Linked DNA regions of Homo sapiens: regions 1, 3, 4 and 5 are each linked to region 2. A link is a loop called in an ENCODE intact Hi-C map of the cell type or tissue named here. Cell type or tissue: MCF 10A. All regions are shown on one strand. Region 1 overlaps EFNA4-EFNA3 (EFNA4-EFNA3 readthrough). Region 2 holds the start of LOC124904428 (a long non-coding RNA gene). Region 3 overlaps KCNN3 (potassium calcium-activated channel subfamily N member 3). Region 4 overlaps SHE (Src homology 2 domain containing E). Region 5 overlaps KCNN3 (potassium calcium-activated channel subfamily N member 3).

Evidence for each region. Peaks named below come from ENCODE experiments on the same cell type or tissue, not always from the same donor. Only the 100,000 strongest peaks of a DNase experiment are listed, where the experiment ranks them.
Region 1: a loop joins it to region 2, with 12 times the contacts of the local background. A loop is called at or near these places in 14 of 110 quality-filtered maps.
Region 3: it touches region 2 in a loop (9-fold over the local background); 21 of 110 quality-filtered maps call a loop at or near these places.
Region 4: a loop joins it to region 2, with 8 times the contacts of the local background. A loop is called at or near these places in 15 of 110 quality-filtered maps.
Region 5: it touches region 2 in a loop (8-fold over the local background); 2 of 110 quality-filtered maps call a loop at or near these places.

The regions. Positions count from the first base shown.
Region 1 is chr1:155,082,565-155,086,564 of GRCh38, reverse strand. EFNA4-EFNA3 (EFNA4-EFNA3 readthrough) reads right to left here. Exons shown (of 5, transcript NM_001407761.1): 2 at 1,161-1,474; 3 at 623-688; 4 at 360-437; 5 at 1-152. The coding sequence ends at 22. EFNA3 (ephrin A3) reads right to left here. Exons shown (of 5, transcript NM_004952.5): 2 at 1,161-1,474; 3 at 623-688; 4 at 360-437; 5 at 1-152. The coding sequence ends at 22. Among named protein-coding and RNA genes, the nearest start is that of EFNA3, 5.7 kb to the right of the region's middle. RefSeq lists silencers at 555-604, 589-757, 955-1,154, 1,355-1,454 and an enhancer at 1,955-2,254. In MCF 10A, CTCF peaks have their summits at 313 (motif pointing right), 1,692 (motif pointing right) and 2,272 (motif pointing right); DNase peaks (open chromatin) are centred at 674, 1,144, 1,384, 1,644 and 2 weaker places.
Region 2 is chr1:154,667,784-154,671,783 of GRCh38, reverse strand. LOC124904428 (a long non-coding RNA gene) reads right to left here and starts at 192. Exons shown (of 2, transcript XR_007066636.1): 1 at 1-192. In MCF 10A, a CTCF peak has its summit at 1,920 (motif pointing left); a DNase peak (open chromatin) is centred at 1,913.
Region 3 is chr1:154,747,303-154,751,302 of GRCh38, reverse strand. The region is part of intron 3 of KCNN3 (potassium calcium-activated channel subfamily N member 3); the gene reads left to right. Among named protein-coding and RNA genes, the nearest start is that of KCNN3, 120 kb to the left of the region's middle. RefSeq lists enhancers at 1,402-1,905, 2,801-3,010 and a silencer at 2,103-2,152. In MCF 10A, a CTCF peak has its summit at 2,015 (motif pointing right); DNase peaks (open chromatin) are centred at 1,762 and 2,042.
Region 4 is chr1:154,478,128-154,482,127 of GRCh38, reverse strand. SHE (Src homology 2 domain containing E) reads left to right here. Exons shown (of 6, transcript NM_001010846.3): 6 at 1-2,647. Among named protein-coding and RNA genes, the nearest start is that of TDRD10, 22 kb to the left of the region's middle. In MCF 10A, a CTCF peak has its summit at 2,121 (motif pointing left); DNase peaks (open chromatin) are centred at 2,127 and 3,287.
Region 5 is chr1:154,811,619-154,815,618 of GRCh38, reverse strand. All of the region lies in intron 2 of KCNN3 (potassium calcium-activated channel subfamily N member 3), which reads left to right. Among named protein-coding and RNA genes, the nearest start is that of KCNN3, 57 kb to the left of the region's middle. RefSeq lists enhancers at 1,387-2,044, 2,045-2,704. In MCF 10A, no CTCF peak of the experiment used is centred here; a DNase peak (open chromatin) is centred at 1,978.

The DNA of each region.
Region 1 (4,000 bases), 410 kb before region 2:
CCCCCAGGGGAGGGGGCAGAGCTAGGAGGCCAAGAACGTCATGAGGAAGAAGGCGATGCCCACGGCCAGGGGCAGGTGTTCCCGTTTGGGGCTGGTCCCGCTGATGCTCTTCTCAAGCTTGGGCACCTGAGGGTTCTCTCCCTCAAAGTCTTCTGTGGACAGAGGAACAGACAGACTGGTGAGGGCTGGGTTGCGCGCCAGGGCAGGGGCACGCGGCAGCAGCAATGGAGCCAGGGACGTGACCACCCACAGGGTAGGAAGTATCAGTGCCCCCAGGGAAGGCATGCGAGGTGAGCAGGCACCGGGGCGGGGGGCTGCGGTTCCAGCAGTGGCCACCAGAGGGCGCTGCGCAGACTCACCCAGCACGTTGATCTTCACATTGGGGCCCATGGTGAACTGGGGGAGAGTGGGGACCGGCTTCTCCCCGGAGTGCGATGCTGCGGGGTGGGGTGCGGGTGGGGAGAGAGGAGGGGAGAGTCAGGGCCAGGATTCCCTCCCCTTGCTACGGCTGGGGAGCAAGCCCCCCTCACCTGTGCCCTCCGCCCCCACCCCCAGGAAGCCAGGGGAGCCCCAAAGCAGGGAGCTGAGGATGGGGGCGCGGCTCGGAGCCTATTCTACTCACTGGAGGCGCAGCAGACGAACACCTTCATCCTCAGACACTTCCAGTGCAGGTTGTGAGTGGGCGTGGCTGGGGAGGAGACCGGGCCTGAGTCACTTTCGCCCAATGTGTGCCTGTGCCCTCCCTCGACGGCTCTATTTCTCACCCCCTCCAAACTGTCCCCGTCGGGCGGTCTCCTTCAGGAGCTCCCCTACCCTTTGGACACGGGTCACTTTAGCTCTGCCGTCGGCCCTAGACGCCCCTTTGGTCCCACCCCTCAAGAAACTGGGATCCCTGATGTTCCAACCCCGGAATGTCCCTCACAGAAACAGCGATTCTCCGCAGCCCAAACTTGGGACTGTCACCAAACTCCTCTCTTGGCCCCACGACCTCGTCTGAGCTGAACCCCTCAGGCGTCCCGTGCCCACGCCTCCTCCCTGGTCTCAGCCGCGAGACCTGGCGCCCGCCGCGCCGGCCCCGCCCCGGAGCCTAGGGGCTCCACCCCCCGGCTGTCACTCAGACTCTCGCGTTCAGACCCGCCCGCCCGGCCGCCGTCACTCACAGATGTAGTAGTACTCGTGGCCGGCGTGGAACTCGTAGCCCAGAGAGAAGGCGCTGTAGCGCTGGAACTTCTCCGAGAACTTGATGGGGCTGTGCGGGGCGTGCGGCCGGTTGCACTCCCAGCGCTTGAAGCCCTGGCTGGCGTTGCAGGTGCGGTAGCCGTTGCGGCTCACCATGTACAGCACGTACTGCTCTGCCCCGCCTCCGGGCCCCGGTCCCGCCCCGGGGCCCACCCCCGAGCTGTTGTAGTGCGGGCAGTAAATATCCAGATAGTCGTTCACGTTCACCTGCACGGTGTAGCCCTCTCGCCGCAGGCTGTGGGGAAGAGGAAGCGGCTCAGAGAGAAGAAACCCCAGAGCAAAGCCGCTTTCCATCTGACCGCTCCGCAGCCCCTCCCCAGGGTCCGCGTAGCCTTCCGACTTTTCCTCCGAGCTTCCTCGCGGCTCAGCCCTGTCTCTGCCCCCGGGGCCCTAGTGCCGCCGCTCCCCTAAGTCTCCTTCCGTGCCCTCCTTCTTGGTCTGTCCTTCTCCTGTTGGCCACCAGAGGGTAGCAAAGGCGCAGGGAAGCCCGGCCTGCCTCCAAAGAAAAGGAGGCGAGGGAGAGGGGCGGAGGGAAGAAGGGAACGTACGCTTTGGTTGCCACAGAAACGGCGCAGGCCCCAGCGACTCTCAGACCCAGGCCCGGATTTCCTCCGTCCATCCCCCATAATTCAGCAGCCGGGAGGAGGGATGGGAGGGATGGAAGCCAAGGGTGAACGTGGGAGGGATCCCCTCCGAGGGACGCACACACCCTCCATCGCTTCTCCCACCATGCTTCCCTGCGGCTGCCAGTCCACCCCGGAGGCCAGTCCAACAGGACCTGCCCTTACAGACGCATGTATGGCGGCTTCATGCATATACATGCATAAGTTCTATGGCACACGCACAAATATGTCCACCGCCCACTCATAGGCAGCAGACACACAGAAAAGCTGGGCTGTATGTGTGCTGGCCCGCATGCCAGTATTGGTTGACCCCACCAATCTGGGGGTCTCCCCCTGCCCTCCCCATACTACAGTATCACTGGCTTCTGTACCTTGAGTCCCGTGACAGAGACCCCACCCTGAGGCCAAGGACAGTTAGGCTCCCAGGAACTTTAAACACATGAGGGCGCTAAGGGACTCAGTACCAAGACTCCACATGGCATCATGCCAACCAGCCCAAACTTCTGTCTCATTGTGCACCTCCTTCCTCAACCTGGCACAACGGCCCCCCTTAATGATGCTGGGCAGAGCAGTGGGCACAGGGCCTAGACAAGATGGCTGCGCCTCTTATTTCCCTGATCCCTCTTTGGGACAGAGAAGCAGATGCTGGGTCCCTTGTAATCCCCACCTGCCTTGCTAGTCACCATCAAAGTGTTGGTCTTAACACCCTCGATGGCAGTAGTGAGCGGTGTGGGGATGGAGAAACCTCTGAATGGAGAAAGAAACTCGGAGAGGGGGCAGGAGTTTTCCCTAATTTCTTTAGCGTAAGAATGCACATATCTTGGCAGTGCAAGGAGAGTGGTGGACACAGAAAGGCATGGGGTCCTTGGCAAAATGTCATACCACGGGGTCCCTAGTCCCTGGGAGCTCCCTGGGGGGAGAGACTGGCTCCCTATGTCACCAGGCACCACCCAGTTCCCCAAACAGTAATTAGATCCATTAAAGAAATGAGCGTGGAGGCTTCTGCACACGGTGGGGCCTTGGGGGTCCCTCCCCCCTGACCCCACTTCCTTGGCTTTGCTTGTGCTGTCCCCTCCACCAGCAACCCATTCCAAGCCTGACAGTGAGGCAGGCAGAGAGCTGATGTTTGGGTACCCCAGTAAGAATTGGCACAGCCTCCTTTGGTCATCAGGAATGCCACCAGCCCCACTCTGTTCCCATGGGATTAATGGGTCACTCAGGCCCCTCCCTTGCCCTGGCACTCAGGTGGGCAGGAGCCTCGGCCTGCGGCACTGGGAGCAGGAAAACGGGTTAGACCAGGCCTGGCTCCAAACTGCCATCCTAGGCTTGCCTGTCCGTCACCAACCCACAGTCTGTTCCTCCCCTCAGGCCTTGGGGAGGGGGCCTCCAGTGGTGAGGGTGCCAGGTCTGGAGCAGCTGCACAGCCACACTGGGATCTCTGTCTTTGAGCCTCACCCATGTTTCCAGTCCCACTCTGAAGCAGCCCCTCCCTGCTGTACCGCCCAGTTCCCCCTACAACACACCCCATTCCAGCAGGGAGGAAGCCAACACCCAAGGTATTCCTACAGGTAATTCCATTTCCTCAACAGGGCAGGACTAGCCTTATAAAAAAGGTTGCAGGGCGACCACAGGTGAAGGGAAGCCATCTGTTATGTACTCCTGCGCTGGGTGGCAGGAACAGCTCCTGAAATGCCCCCCCAAGGCTGGGCATGTGAGAGAAAGACCTGCCGGTGGGGTGGCTGGGCCCAGTTGGTACACAGAGGGCACGGGGACAAACGGGGTGAGAGCCAGGAATTCCCAGCCACAACTCTTTGGAGACCCAACGTGTCTGCTTGGCTTGGGCACTTTAATTGAATCTGTCATCCTCCCTCCTTCTCCCTAGCAGTGCGGAGAGAGAGGTGCCGCTGGGCCCACGCGAAGCTCCGCAGCTAACCCCGCCTCTAGGGCCGCGCCTCCTGCGGAAGGGTGGGGGTGGGCTGGGACCTGGGGACCGGGTTGTGCCCTGCCCCTTCGTACTGTTCTCTCTTCTTGCTCCACTTCATCCCCTATAGCCTCTCGCCTCTCTTGCAGAAAGGCGAATGCCGACACACCCCATTTGGAGGGGGTGTCCCCTCACCCCGTTATTTCGGTCTCTCCTG
Region 2 (4,000 bases):
CAGCGCGTCTGGAGTTGTTTTTTCCTCCCAGTGGGCTCATGGTCTCGCTAGCTTCAGGAGTGTAGCTGCAGACCTTCGCGGTGAGTGTTATAGCTCATAAAAGCAATGTGGACCCAAAGAGTAAGCAGTAGCAAGATTTATTGCAAAGAACAAAGCTTCCACAGTGTAGAAGGGGACCCCAGCGGGTTACCACTGCTGGCTCCGGCAGCCTGCTTTTATTCTCTCATCTGGCCCCACCCACATCCTGCTGATTGGTAGAGCCAAGTGGTCTGTTTTGACAGGGCACTGATTGGTGCATTTACAATCCCAGAGCTAGACACAAAGTTTCTCCACCTCCCCACTAGATGGGCTAGATACAGAGTGTCCACACAAAGGTTCTCCAAGTCCCCACCAGAGTAGCTAGATACAGAGTGTGGATTGGTGCATTCACAAACCCTGAGCTAGACACAGGGTGCTGATTGGTGTGTTTACAAACCTTGAGCTAGATACAGAGTGCCGATTGCTGTATTTACAATCCCTGGGCTAGACATAAAGGTTCTCCACGTCCCCACCAGACTTAGGAGCCCAGCTGGCTTCACCCAGTGGATCCCACATCAGGGCTGCAGGTGGAGCTGCCTGCCAGTCCCATGCTGTGCGCCCACACTCCCCAGCCCTTGGGTGGTCGATGGAACTGGGCACCATGGAGCAGGGGGCGGTGCTCATCGGGGAGGCTCCGGACACACCGGGGAGGCTTGGGAGCCCATGGAGGGGGTGGGAGGCTCAGGCATGATGGGCTGCCGGTCCCGAGCCCTGCCCCGTGGGAAGGCAGCTAAGGCCCGGTGAGAAATCGAGCGCAGCGCCAGCGGGCTGGCACTGCTGGGGGACCCAGTACACCCTCCGCAGCCGCTGGCCCAGGTGCTAAGCCCCTCATTGCCCGGGGCTGGCAGGGCCGGCCGGCTGCTCCGAGTGTGGGGCCCGCCAAGCCCACGCCCACCCGGAACTCCAGATGGCCCGCAAGCGCCAGGCGCAGCCCTGGTTCCCACTCGCACCTCTCCCTCCACACCTCCCTGCAAGCTGAGGGAGCCGGCTCCGGCCTTGGCCAGCCCAGAAAGGGGCCCCCACAGTGCAGCGGTGGGCTGAAGTGCTCCTCAAGTGCTGCCAAAGTGGGAGCCCAGGCAGAGGAGGCGTCGAGAGCAAGCGAAGGCTGTGAGGACTGCCAGCACGCTGTTACCTCTCAGTGCAATCGTCTCTTACTATAGCCTCAACCTCCTAGGCTCAAGCAGTCCTCTTACCCATGCCTCTTGAGTATCTGGGACTACAGGCGTATGCCACAATGCTCGGCTAATTTCTTAAGTTTTTGTACAGACAATGGTCTCACTCTGTTGGCCAGGCTGATCTCCAACTTCTGGCGTTGAGTGATCCTCCTGCCTCGGCCTCCTGAGTATCTGGGATTATAGGTGTGAGCCACCGTGCCAAGCCAGTCTGTTTTAACCAGTCCCTGTAGGTGATTCTGATGCCCACTCAATTTGAGAACCCCTGGTTTAAAACATATAGCATACAGCAAGTGCTTAATAGTTCCTTTTTCCTCTATTATCTTTAAATAAAACTAGTAATTCTCTGCATTAAATGACTTGTACACAAAATGAGCTGCTGAGTTCAGCCTGCTTGCTCAGTTTTAGCTAACACCAACTCTGGAGCTAGATAGCCCTTTGAGGATGGATGCCTATAGTCCAAAAACATCATGTCATTCACCTCAAAGATGTCATTTTCCACGAAGCACATTGAAGAGGGGGTGGGCAAATAACACTGTCTATTAGTTTATGGAGGGTTCCTTCATAGGAAGAGACCTAAAGCACTGTTTTCATTTCAGGAAGAAACCAGGTCTTACGAACTCCCAGAGTCAAGCACCTAGTGGGGCCAGAGCTCTGAGCAAATGCTGCCATCCTGTGGGCAGAAGTGAGACACAGTGCATGGCCACCCAGTCTGTCCAATTAGCACTTACCAGGCATCTGGAGCACACCAGGCCCAAAGAGGGGTCCAGGCAGGTATAAAGGCCATACCCCGAGGTGCTCGCTACAGGATAGCGGAGATGAGCTTGCATGCAGATGAGTACGTCCCCAGTGCAGAGGCCAGAGCGGGGAGGTGCTCAATCTCAAGTGCCTGAAAGGACTTTTTTTTTTTTTTTTGTAGAAGCAGAGTCTCACTATATTGCCCAGGCTGGTCTCAAATTCCTGGGCTCAAGTGATCCTCTCACCGTGTCCTCCCAAAATGCTGGGATTACAAGTGTGAGCCACTACGCCCAGCCAAGACTATTTAAATATACAATCTTTTTCCTAAGGGCAGTGGAGCATTTGCAGAGCTATTAATACATTTTTCACAGAACAACAAATATACGGATTTTTTAAATGAGAAACTGAAAATTAAGGGTGATAAAAATGCTATTCAAAGACTCAGTTTCTAATTATAGTCTTCTAATGGAGAAAACATGGAACCAATTCATTTCTCTTGCTGTAACAGACGCTCTGTGAGAGCTCCCATTGAGAAATAGGTGCTGTCATTTATGTCTGTTCATGCTGCATGATTTAAAATTCTGGGAGGATATTTCATTTTAACACAAAATACCATCCTTTGAGCAAATGCAATTAACTTAAATTCTATATATACACCTAATTCGGCCTTTCATATAAGTAAAAAATATTTATTCACCTACCAAAACAAGAAATTGCTTAAAACAATGTTGGAGTGGCAGGGCATGGTGGCTCACACCTATAATCCCCGCACTCTGGGAGGTCGAGGAGGGCGGATCACCTGAGGTCAGGAGTTCCAGACCAGCCTGGCCAACATGGTGAAACCCCATCTCTATTAAAAGTACAAAAATTAGCTGGGCATGGTGGCGAGCATCTGTAATCCCAGCTACTTGGGAGGCTGAGGCAGGAGAATCGCTTGAATCCAGGAGGCAGAGGTTGCAATGAGCTGAGATCTCACCACTGCACTCCAGCCTGAGCAACAAGAGTGAGACTCAGTCTAAAAAAAAGAAAAGAAAAGAAAACAATGATGGAGCATGTCAAAATCATATGGAAGCCAGTTTGCAGGCACACTCAGTGGCCAAATCTAGAACAATTAAGTTATCAAAACAAGTAATCAAGTAGGCCAGACATGGTGGTTCGTGCCTGTAATCCCAGCACTTTAGGAGGCCAAGGTGGGCAGATTGCTTAAGCTCAGGAGTTGGAGACCAGCCTGGGCAACATGGTAAAACCCTGTCTCTACCAAAAATACAAAAAATTAGCCAGGCCTGGTGGCATGTGCCTGTAATCCCAGTTACTTGGGAGGCTGAGGTGGGAGGATCACTTGAACCTGGGAGGCAGAGATTGTGGTGTGCCGAGATGATGCCACTGCACTCCGGCCTGGGCAACAGAGCAAAATAAATAAATAAATAAAATAAAACAAAAATAAGTAATGAAGTAATAACAGATAGCAACCCATTGAATGAATAGGAAATGTGAGTCTAAAGTGATACAAATCAATTAAATAAGTAAATAGAAAGTTTGATGAAGAATAGGTTATTTACGTAGTTTTGGAATACTGCTCTGCAAAAGATTAATTACAAAGGGAGTAAGAGTAACTTTACAGTGAAAAGCCTTGGGAGACACCACCTAAATCAAGTGATCAGAGCAGACGTTATCAATAATGGAACAAATCAGAATCTTGTTCCACCTGATGGAATGTGATGGGGACACAGTACCACTTCTGTGATGCTCCTCTCAGAGATTATAAGCTGAATCTAATCATGGAGAGACAGCTGACAAACTCAAAGTGAGGGACATTTTACAAAATAGCCTGTAATCTTCAAAAGTGTCAAAGTCATGAAAGTTAAGGAAAACCTGAGGAACTGTTCCAGACTGAAAGAAAGTAAAGACACTTAGGACTAAATGCAACATGTGATTCTGCACTGGATTCTTCTACTGTAAAGACCATTATTGGAACAACTGGCAACACTTGAATAGGATCTGAGGGCTATAAG
Region 3 (4,000 bases), 80 kb before region 2:
AATGTGATCCAAAAAAACACCTGACTTAGAGCTGGAGGGGGCTTTAGAGCTTCTTTAGCCAAATCCTCATATTGTACACACGAGGAAACCAAAGCCCAAAGAAGGGAAGCAACTTGTCCAGACTCACACCGCGAGTTGGGCGGGTCTGAGCTCCCAGCCAAGGGTCTCTCTCCTGGGACTGGACTCTGCCGAGCTCACACATCTGATGCCCTGTGGCTAGAAAGAGGCAGCATGTGGTGAGAAGTGCACCAGATGCCCAGTTCTCCGCTTTCTGGCCTCCATTTGCTTATCTAAAAAGAATGAGGTGAACTGGGCTAGAGGGAGCCCCAAGACTCAGTGACTCTGATGGTAAAGCTGACACAGCAGGCAGGCCCCTGCTGCCCAGGCCTTCAGCCACGTGTCCAGGGCTGCTCTCACCGCCCCAGGAAAGCTCAGAAGCTGAGGGGGTCCTGGGCCTCTGAGCTGATGCTCCCCAGGAGAATCCCACTGTATGCAGAGACCCCGAGCACAGCCACGACACTTGTCACCATGAGGCTGATTTAGGGCAAGCCTCCTGGGCATCTGTGTCTTCAAAGATGGTCTCTTAAGACCCTTATCAAGGATCAGGGCTGCAGCTGCCCACTCCCCTACCTAACCAGCTCTCCATCTAGTGTGGGAAACGGGTAAGAAAACATTCTCTGAGAATTACAGCTCCTTAGAGCTGGAAGGGGCCCTAATGCACATGGACCCAGCCCCCCACCCTTCCCAGATGAAGAGAGGGAGGCCCAGAGCTGTGAGAGTTGATGCGAAGGGGGTTTTGCTCTATTCCCTTCAGACCCCACAGGTGAGAAGGCATCTCCAGATGGGTCATCTCTTTATCCTGCTCCTTCCTTTCCTTAAGTAAGAATCTCTCAGTTCAAGAGGCAGAGAAAAGGATTGCTGAAGGCAATCTGTCTCTTCATATCTCTTTCATTCTGCTCCTGGGGCCGAGGAAATGGGTGAGGAGGGGTGCAGGAGGCCCTTGGCCTGAGCACCAGGCCTGGAGCCTTCCCTTCCAGCCGCTGCTCTCCAGAGCTTGGGGTGCACCAGCTTCGAGGCTTTAGAAGCTTCTCCAGCAAGAAAGGCCCTTCTGAGGGAAAAGTGTGTGCGACTGGCTGTCTCCATTCCTTTCTCCATATAGTGTTGACCTTCGGAATTAGCTTTATTCCTGACGTGTACCAGAATTTTCAGTTAATCATGTAAACCAAGGCTCAGGTGACTTGGCTGTGGGCAGTTGGGGCCGGACCAGCCCCTGAGAAACTACTCCCATCCCAGACTTCGTGACGCTTCACTTGGCCAGAGCCCACTCCCAGAAAGCAGGGAAATGTGCCTTTCTGCGTAGCCCAGGCCTATGGAAAGAGGCGAGAGGTCAGGGACAGCTGCACTCCCTGGGCAGGCTGCTTGTGGTCCGGGAGCATCCCGTAGTCTCCCCAAGCCCCACGGCCGTGGGGACCCCGGGTCAGGGCATTATTGTGCATATCCCTGTCCTCAGGCCCCTCATGCTCAGGCCAGACCCTCACCCAGGTGCCCTTGCCCTCAGACTCCTCCCCTTCCAGCCATTGTCTCTGTCTCCATCCCTGTCCCTCTCTTTCTCTATCTTCCTCTCTCTCTGATTCCCTGGGGGCTACTTTGCAACCTCTGCTGAGTCAGAATTCTTCCCACTCGCCCTGACGTCCCAGGCTCCTCCTTGGCACCCTGTCTTCTCTGTGGCAGGGAAAGACGCCCAACCAGAGCTCCCACGTCCTGCCCTGGGAACCCCACTGCTCTGGGAAACAAAAACAAGAAAATTCCTTCCCAGGGTACTTGTTCTGTGCTGTTCCTCTTTGTTCTTGGTCACAGGGTGATTCCCACGTCCTTCCCACACTAACCCTGCCTAGGTGAGGCTGCAGCTTTGTGTGCCTTCCACAACATTTGCTTGCCTGGGGAGCTGCCTGCCTTTAATTATCTTTGGAAAGCATAACTGAGAAGAGCAAGACACCCGTCTTTTCTTTAGGGCTCTTGCCAGGAGCACTGCCTATGCAGCACTTCCCTCCAGGGGGTGCCATTCACATTGAAGTCTTCGTGACTGGCACTCCTTGGAGTTGCACAGTGCGCAACCTATGCTGCTGAACAGGGCAGCCCTGGCTCTGTCTTACTCTCCTGGGAAGCATGGCTCATTATAACACAGATCCAGGATGAGATACCTGAGAGAGAGAGAATCCCCACCAGTCTCTCCACTCATCTCACCTCCCTTTTTAGGTCTCCACCTCCTCCAAGGTGTAATATGGTCAAAGACAGGGCTCCTCCAAGGTGCAATATGGTCAAAGACAGGGCTGTGGATGCAGGCAAGTCCAAGCACACACTCGGGCCCTGCCACTCAATTGATGTTTTATTTTGTGCAAGTTTCCTAATCTAGTAATTAATCAAGTGATCCTCCCACCTCAGCCTCCAGAATAGCTGGGACTATAGACACGTACCACCATGCCCTGCTAATTTTATTCATTTTTTGTAGAGACAGCATCTCACTATGTTGCCCAGTCTGGTCTTGAAATCCTGGGCTCAAGGGATCCTTCTGTCTCAGCCTCCCAAAGTGCTTGGATTACAGGCATGAGCCACTGCACCTGGTCTAATTTTCCAATTCAGTAAAATAGGAAGTGACAGTTATGAGTCTTGTTTTTTGAGGATTAAATTCAGTAATGCGCATAAAGCTTTGGCCCACATGGCACGTGATTGGCACTTGAGAAATGATAGTGATTATTGTTATCTCTTCAAATAAGATTAGCATCCAGTCTTACCTACCACACAGAGATAGCCCCAGAAATAAAATGAAATGAGAAGTAGATCATCTCTAAGATCTTTGAGGAAGTATTTTGCAAGAATCCCAACTACTGTTGTTCTTCTCTCTGTATATAAAAAACGATGAACTGTGAAGCCCCTTTGCTTCCAAGTCACGCTCTGTGACTGATGGCAGATGTCGGGAAAGGCTCAACCAGGAGAGAGAAAGCTTGCAGGCGCGGGCGGCAGACTGAGGGCCCCGGGCGGGTGGAGCTCAATGAAAACCACAGACAGACAGCAGCTGTGAGAGCAAGCAGAGACCCAGAATGGCTTTAAACAGAAAGCAGAGGCCCACAGCAGGGAGTGAGATGAGACCAGGTTTAAACGTCACTTTCCCCTAAGTCCTTGTTCATTCACAGCTTCCTTCAGTAGCTCTGACCAGCTTTCTCAGCACCTGCCGACCGACAAACCAACCAACCAATGGAGGCTGGTGCTGGGGGTGGAGATGGCCAAGAGCCGGTGGTGAGAAGTGAGGGAGAATGGGGAAGAAGGGGCTCCACAGAGGGCACTTGATCCGGGACGGCTTTCCGGAGGAGGTGATTTCCTAGGCCTAAGGGGCCTCCGGGCAGAGGGGCCAGCATGAGGGAAGCTCGGAGGTGGGGGAGCATGGATTGGAGGAGAGAATAAGCAGTTGCTTGCTGGGGTGTCATAAGATGCGGCAGTGCACTCAACGCTACAGGAGCAGGCACGGGCCTTTTTCACCAGCCTAAGGATTTTGGAATGACTCTTCTATCAGCCAACAGTTTCCAACCTTATTTATGTACTTGTTTCTTTGATTCCAGCGATGCAGGAGAGATGATATTCAGACAGCCGACTTCTGCTGTGGGTGTGCCCCAGGTTATAAATCATTTCCATCAGGCTAGCTGGAGTCCCGGCCCTTCCTTTCCACTGAAGAAAGCAAATCAGAGTACCAGATAGCGAGAGTGATATTATCACAGGATAGCCTTGAAACTGCCATAACAAAAAAAATAAATCGTTCACAAATGTCAATCCTTCAACTACTATTAGCCCCAGAGAGACTGTTTGTCTGCCCCAGTGTGTCGCTGTGCAGAGGCTGAGAACGTCCCCTCTCCTCTTCCCACACCTAGGAGAGGGGGAGCCACTGGTAGATTGGGAGCAGGGGAGGGTCTGGAGTTTCAGAAAGATTTCCCTGGCTGCAGTGTGGAAG
Region 4 (4,000 bases), 190 kb after region 2:
GCACGAGAATCACTTGAGCCCAGGAGGTGGAGGTTGCAGTGAGCCAAGATTATGTCACTGCACTCCATCCTGGGTGACAAGAGCGAAACTCCATCTCAAAAAAAAAAAAAAAAAAAAGCCTGGCCTGGTGGTGGATGCCTGTGGTTCCAGCTATTCGGGAGGCTGAGGTAGGTGGATCACCTCTGCTCAGGTCAAGGCTGCAGCGAGCCATGATCGCACCATTGCACTCCAGCCTGAGTGACAGAGTGAGACCCTGTCTCAACAAGCAAGCAAACAAAAAACCAAAAGGAATGTTTTTTTCAGATACTGATAGAATGTTTTCAGTGTGTATTGGTTCATTTACTATATCTTTAGTGTAAGATTTTAAAAGGTTTTTTCAGCATCCATTCAACAAATATTTATTATCTTTATACAAATTATTCATTGTGTTAAACTTATTTTTAGTTTAACATTCTAGAAATGAAACGTTTTTACTTAACCTTATTCTACAAAGGGAATACAGCAGTTATTCTAATTTTAATAAATGCTAAAAGCTTTATACAATTTTTCTTTGTGCACTAAATGATTTTTGGCCCATACCCAGCAACTGTGATGAATGTATAATGAAATAACATCTTGAAAACAGGCCAGATACATTAAGTATTTATTGAGCTTCTGTCATATGCCCAGTATTATGCTTCTTCTATACTGTTTCTCTGTGACAAGTCATACTATATTCTTTATAGAATTAAAAGTAGAGGAGAGGCAGAGTTTACATATTGTCCAGTTGCTTTACAGTTGTACAGGAGGTTATAAGAAGAAATATAGTAAATTAGTGGGAAGTCAGAGGTGGGGGCGTTAGTGAGCTATTTTCTTCTTGAGGTTGTGACACAAGCTGACAAAAGCCAGGGAGTTCACAGCTGTGTGGTGGCACAAAGTTCCATATGTTCTAAAAACAATTAGGCCCAGCAGGGTGTCCCTAATGGCTTCCTTGTTAAACCTCCATGGCCAGCTGATCTGAAGCTCTGTGACATGTTCTCTGAGCTCTGAATGCTCTGGCTTTTTGTCATTTTGTCTTGAGACAAGTATTTTCCTGTAGTCCTCATTCCTTCGAGTTATTCCATCTCCCAGGATATTCTCTGGTGAGAAGAATGTCTTTCAGTGAATTTGCCTTGAATTTAGCATCCATAGAGCTGTGTCAGTGTTCTTCTTGATCACACCTTCTTTAAAAAAAATACTTGCTTGCGATGACTGGACAAGTTCAGTTGGTTAGTTTCAGGCCTATAAGAAGAGAGAGTAAAGGACCTTGCTATTTACTTTGATACCATAGTTGTATCTCAGGATGGCCTGCAAACCACTGGCCTTGTGTGTATTTAAGCTAGGAATAAAATAATGGAGAAGTGTTAATATGTATACAAAAAGGTAAATATTGATATATCTACTCTCTGTTGGGGGCAGAAGTGTCATTTTAAGTTATTCAAAGCACTTTCTTAAGCATTTTAGAAAGCCTTTATTCTTTGCTGTTGGAAGTCTCCGTACTTTGCAGAATTGGTATTTGTGTACTAGCCTCTGCCGCAGGATGGGGAGGTGGGCAGGTAGCTGATAGGGGCAGCCAGGAGTTTTTGAGGCAGGTGGTGGGAAATTGTCCTAATTTGTTAATTGGATTATGTAACTCTGTTACTAGTCTGTTATTGGCTGTTGTTACTGGATGCATCTTGATATTCAGAAGAATAACTGTGAGGCATTCTTCAGTTGCGGGTTAAGTGGGGTTAGTTTCTGTTCTGTCAGATGCCCTTTTTCAGTCAAAGGTTAGCCCCTTGTTTCTCCCTCCTTCCAGGGTTTAGGGAGTGCAGTGATGTCGATTTCATTTCCCTTCCCCGCACCCCTTGACACTCAGCAGGATTGCACTGAAACCCTTCACAGATCTCTCGTTCACTAGTTGTCTCCTATTTTTCCATAACTAGCACTAGTTTGGCCTTATGACCTGGTTAGAATCACTCTTCTGTATTCTCATTTCCAATTTTTGTGCCCCACTAACGTGGACTAGAGAAACTTGGCCTGCTGTGCAGTGGGCCTTCTGTTCAACTTACCCTCCACCGCTGACCCTGTGTGAAGAGAGATGGTGCGTTACTGCCATCTAATGGGAAAAGAGAAAACTGCAGTTGGGAAAAGCAGCTGTGCATTTAAGGGTAGGGCTTTCTGAAGGATTTCTGATACAGTCCAGAAAAGGGAAAATGATGACACAGCAGTTGCCATCTTGAAAAATGCCCTTTCCTGCGGAAAGGGTGTTTTGAAGTCTAATACAACTATCATCACAAGGTCCCTGGACTAAGGCTGGATCGTGTAATTTAGAATCTCAAATTGTATTTTAATTAATATGCTGGCAACAGAATCATTGAAACAGGCGTCTCATTTTGTCAAGTTCTTAGCCGTTCAGTTTGTCAGGGGCTTTAATATTTTAGATATCAACTAATACATAGTTTCAACTTTTAAAAATGTTTGAAGATTGTATGTAATATAGGTGTCTATCTATAGTGCCTTAGTAATTTAAATCAGAAATATTTTATAAAACTTCTGGTTGTTTTGCAGTAGCCAATATAGGCTTCATGCCCTCCTGAAGATAGTTTCCTCTGAAATGTAACTTTAAATAAACATTATTCCAAGAAAACTACAGTGGTTTTGCTTAATTCAGTTAGCTCTGAGAATCATCTTCCTTCAGAAAAATACTTCCCATGGTAAGAGCTACAGCAGAGTTTCATTTGCAGTCACCATTAATGAAATATAGAAACACCATGATGGAACATAACCAGCAGATTCTATCTTTTATTTACTCTGTTCACATTTAGAGTCCTTCTATTATGTTTTTCTTCCCAAGTAAAATAGTAATACAGTGATGTTTTACTGCCATTTCCTGGCCCATCTCTTCCTGAGTCGAAAGTTAGTGCACTGGTTCTCATCCCTCACTAGATAGAAGATTTGGGCTCTGCTTCTGTTTTTATCAGTTTGTTATTAATACAAATGTCCCATGCCATCTGTGGGATGCCCTAAGTCTGTTGCAAAGTTCAAAAACCTATTTTAAAAAAAAATTGTACCAGGTGATTTGGATACACAGCCAATGGTGGAGAAGCCCTGTTGGAAGCTCCTATTTGGAAATGCACAAATAAATTCACGTCAGGTCCTAGAAGGGCATACTGTTGAGTCTGCTATCAAAAAGTTTTCCCCTCCAAAATTCCTAACATGGTTTCAAGTTTTTAACTTCCATTAAACATTTATGTAAGTTGCCACCAGGTGGAACAAGTGCCTATTGTTTTAACCCATCTGTGTTTAAGAGAAGAGGAAGTTTGCATTAAGAAATGCTCCCGCCACCCACCACCCGAGCAATTAGAGTAATGGTTTTCAGAATTCAGATTGAACACGTGTTTACAAGCACCCAGGGTTTGAGTGTTGAATGTTGGATTCTGACCCTGTGAAAGGCCAAGATGTAAGTAGTGAGAATAGACTCTTTTTCCGCACCAGGTGTGCTGCTGAACAAATGCTTTTCATCATACAGCATCTCATTTAATCTGCCACAACTCAGCCAGGTGGGAACCTTGTTTTTCAGATAAAAACACGGGTGCTTAGAATGATGAAATAACTTGTCTTGGGTCAGTCATAGTAAGTGGTAGAGCCCAGATTGCGGCCCAGGTCTCACTCTAGAGTGTTTTTTTTTTTTTTTTTTTTGCACTTTTTATGATTTCATTTAAAAACAAAACATAGACTGAGTTGTCTGTTCATTTTCTTCGCTGCACAGCCTGGCCTTGGGAGTGGTGACTGATGGCCCACGGGGCTGCTCGCTCCACAGTGGCCTTGTGGTTCTGGAGGAAACATTGTGAGCAATCTCAGCTCAGTATAATTTGTTGCACATCAGCAGCGCTTCATTCCGGCTCCTTGACCTTGTAGACCAGGAACTTCTGGAAGCCACTGGGCAGGGTGTGCTTCATTATCTTGCTACTCCCATAACTGACGCTGGCAATACAGCAGA
Region 5 (4,000 bases), 140 kb before region 2:
GGACTACTTTGTGCTAGGCATTGAGAATCCAGAAATAAAGCAGACCTGATTCCTGCCTTTGGAAATTGGTTTGTCCTAGACCTTTATCCACTGTGACCCAGGGTCATAAGTGCCATAATATGAGGGTCTGTGAAACACCAAGTGGCCACGGAGGAGGGAGTGATGCATTTCTCCCAGAGAGGCTGGGCAGGTTTCACGCGGAGATGATGCTGTGCCCTGCATTCGCCAGGAGCAGAGACCTTGTATGCTCAGGACAAAGCTGGCCCAGAGCGTTTCAGGAGAGGAAAAAAAAAGAGAAGGAAGCTGTGCCTGTCCTCCGAAGGGAGGTGGAGGCTGCCCAAACCCCCCAGGTAGGGGCTAGAGTCCCCATCCTTCTTCAGACACCTGGTAGAGGTTTCCTAAGGGTGTCTCTGGCTGGTTGGTTGATGAATTAGAAATACCTTCATTGAACCTCCGAGATCTTGAGACCCCCAGACAGACTTCTCAGCCTGGCTAGGTTTGAGCATGTCAGCTCCTTAACTCAGGTGTGATGAGCAGATGGAAGGAGGGAGCTCGGGCCACTCGTACTGAAGGGGAGGAGACCTTGACAAGGAAATTCCAGATGGGGGCCTCCTCTGCCAGGTTTACATCCCTCTCCTGTCCCACTTTCATGAGTGTGCCCCTGGATGATCACAGCACACAAGGGAAATTGAAAATGGGGAATGTGTTCCAGAGAACAGCGACTGGTGATGGGGATTCACTGGAGCGCTGCTCTTCTTTGGGCCTCGGCCTCCTGCCTGGCCCAGCTGTGCACAGTGGGGCTAGAAAGAAAGGGAGAAATAGAGAGAGGAGCTACACCACCAACTGGGCCCGAGAAGTCAGAACACCATGGAATAAATCCTCGTCAGACTACACTTTGAAGACAGAAAGCTCAGAGCTGATACATTAGCAAGCGCCTCAGAGACGATGGTGTGGCCACATCTTGTCTAGCGCTTTGTATTTTTTAGAGGGTTTTCACATCTATGAGGCCTTGGGCCTGGCCGCCTTCACCTTTTTGCCTTTTAGGTTTCAGCATAGATATTTCCTCCTCCAGGAACTCTCTCTGGCCATCGTCCCCCTTCCCTGACCCCAGGGTGCCCCTTCTAGGAGTGGACCTAGCACCAGCTCTTATAGCAGCGGCTCTTACTTGTCCCTGCGTGTCTTATGTTGGTTGTGAATACTATTTCTTGCCTGCAACTCCCTTCTCTGACTGTGGGCTCCATGGCAGTGGGGACTGTATTGGTTTCACTGTTGGACCCCCAAAGGCATGAGAGTGCCTAGCACATAGTAGGTGCTATTCAATGAGTGTAGGCTGAATAAATGAATGAATGAATGACAAAACTGGGGTAGGCATGGCAGATTTACTCCCTCCTCATTCTAAGGAGAAAGTAGAGCCTCTAACAGGCTGAGAGCCTGACCTGAAGCCCACAGACCTGGCATCTGGCCCGTGCTTTCTGCATCCTAAGGGGCTGCGGGTCCCAGCAGGTTGCCCAGTGAGCTGGCCATGCCCACCATGGCCCTCCCTGCCACTCTCTGGGAGGCCCACCTCGATCCCAGCACCTTTTCACTTGGATCGGCCGCTGGCCATGGATTGCCATGGTTACTACACCAGCCCTGGCAGTCTCTGTGTGACATTTTGGTTTTATTTGCTAAACATTTAAACACTTGGGCTTAACCCTTTCTGCCTCAGAGGGGGCTTTCCTGCCCCTGCTCCCTGTCCCTCAGGTGTGAGGGCCCCCGGCTGCTCTCCCTGGCCCTGGCTGGCGTCTCCGATGGGGTGGGTGTGCTCGTGGTGGCAGCAAGGCTTGTTTCTCGGCTGCCTGTATTGACTTTCTGTTTTGTCTCTGGGGAATGTCATCCTGGATCATGCTCTCACTGGGTGGTGCTGTGTCCATTAACAGGTGTGAAAAGCCCTGCTCCGGGCATGTTAAGGCTTGACCTCCCCGTCAGCTGGGGTTCTGTTGACTTCCAGGCAAACGCCTCTTGCCAAGTCCTCCAGGAGCTTCCTTAGCTCCAGGAGTTCAGGACGGGGTGGGGAGGGGTCATCTGCCCTTGAACCCTGGCAGGAGGACAGAGGGGAGACTGGTTTCGGGAAGAGTCCGTGTTTGTGAATGGGAAGGCGGTGCGTCGCCTGGCCTCCCACGCCTCCTCCCCTGCGGGCTTAAGATGAAGCCTCCCAGGAAGAGGAGGCGGCCCGGGAGGCTGAATCCACCCAGCTATGTGTTACCTTGGAAACCACACACTTGTCCTCGCCCTAGGCCATGTGAAGTGAGGGGGCCGTGGACACGCTTCTCAGGAAGCTTCCAGTGTAACTCAGGATACAAAAAATCACAGTCCCAGCATGGGCAGCTGAGAGAATGAAAATGTTCAAAAAAAAAAAAAAAAAAAAAAAGCAGCCTAACAACTGCCCTGCCCAAGGGGCTCCCACCCCAGCAACCCTCTGCCCATTCTACATGGGACGAGAGGCCAGGGCCAGTTTGTCTGGGATGCTGATCACTTGTGAGCTTGGACAAGCTACTTGTTCTAGCTCAATCTCAGTTGTGTTGTCTGTAAAGTGGGCAGATTAGGCCAGAGGATCTCTGAGAACTCTGATTGTAGCCAGAATTCCATGTCTGAGGGGCACTGCCTGACAAGGAGAGGAAAATGTCGGGAGAGTGGCTGTGAGCGGTTTTTGGTAACAATGACTGACCTGGTTTGTGTTCAGGAGGCCCTTTGTGGGACTGTCCGAACAACTTCTGTCCCTTCTCTTAATAGCCTTGCCTCTGCCCAGTCACAGAGCTGGCTGTCCCCTAAACACAGCCTCAAACTTGACATAGAAAACAATAATAAAGACAGCTCTTTGGCTCCAACATCTTAAAGTTTAAAGGTGACTCCTCTTGAGTCTCTTACACACAGGAGCTGGTCAGACAGCTTAAAGTTTTCAGGATAATAGAGTAAGTGGCCAAGTCCCCTGCCTTAACAATCCATTCCAAACTCCTTCCATGAACGCGCACTCCCACTTCTCCAAAGTCATGGGGAACAAGTGCTCAGCTTAATAGAATATTCTGTTTCTCCATCATTCTCAGCAAACTATCGCAAGGACAAAAAACCAAACACCGCATGTTCTCACTCACAGGTGGGATTGAACAATGAGAACACATGGACACAGGAAGGGGAACATCACACACCGGGGCCTGTTGTGGGGTGGGGGGATGGGGGAGGGATAGCGTTAGGAGATATACCTAATGTAAATGACGAGTTAATGGGTGCAGCACACCAACATGGCACATGTATACATATGTAACAAACCTGCACGTTGTGCACATGTACCCTAAAACTTAAAGTATAAAAAAAAAGAAAAAAAAAGAATATTCTGTTTCTCTGAGAGTGCCAAGGTGTGTCATCCCTGACTTTTTCAAAGTTAATCCGTTCTATTTGGTTTTGTTGTTACCATTTTTCAATGATGATCATTTCCCCCGTGGCAGCGGTTCTCAATCAGGGGTGTGCCTCAGATCCCCCGTGTCATATCTGGGTCCTGCATAGGCAGGTGAACCCCACTGCCTGGGAATGTGTGTTTTGACAGCACCGCAGGGGGGCCAGTGCACACTCTTATTAAGAAACATGGCACTCAATTAAGCTCAGGGAGGCCAGCGTCTTCCCAATCATCCCTGCAGCCACCCCTGCTGTGCCTAACGAAGAGCACTGTGCATAGTAGGACTCAGTGACTCCTGGGGTAAGGATCATTGACTCTCTGAGAATTTGTAAAGTTGGAAGGCACTGTTGAATCTTTAGTGTTTGGAGGCTTCTATACAAGTGTTGTTGCATTGTGCTATCAAGAAAATTCTGATAATTCTAGTTTCCTGTTGAGTACAAATCTAGTAAAATGACATTTTCCTGTTTTTAAGAGAAAAAATGGCAAAATCACCACTGCTCAAATTCTCCAAAACCCAACAATTGGACGAGGAAAAGAGATGAACTGCCCCGATTTACCTTTGAATTAAAG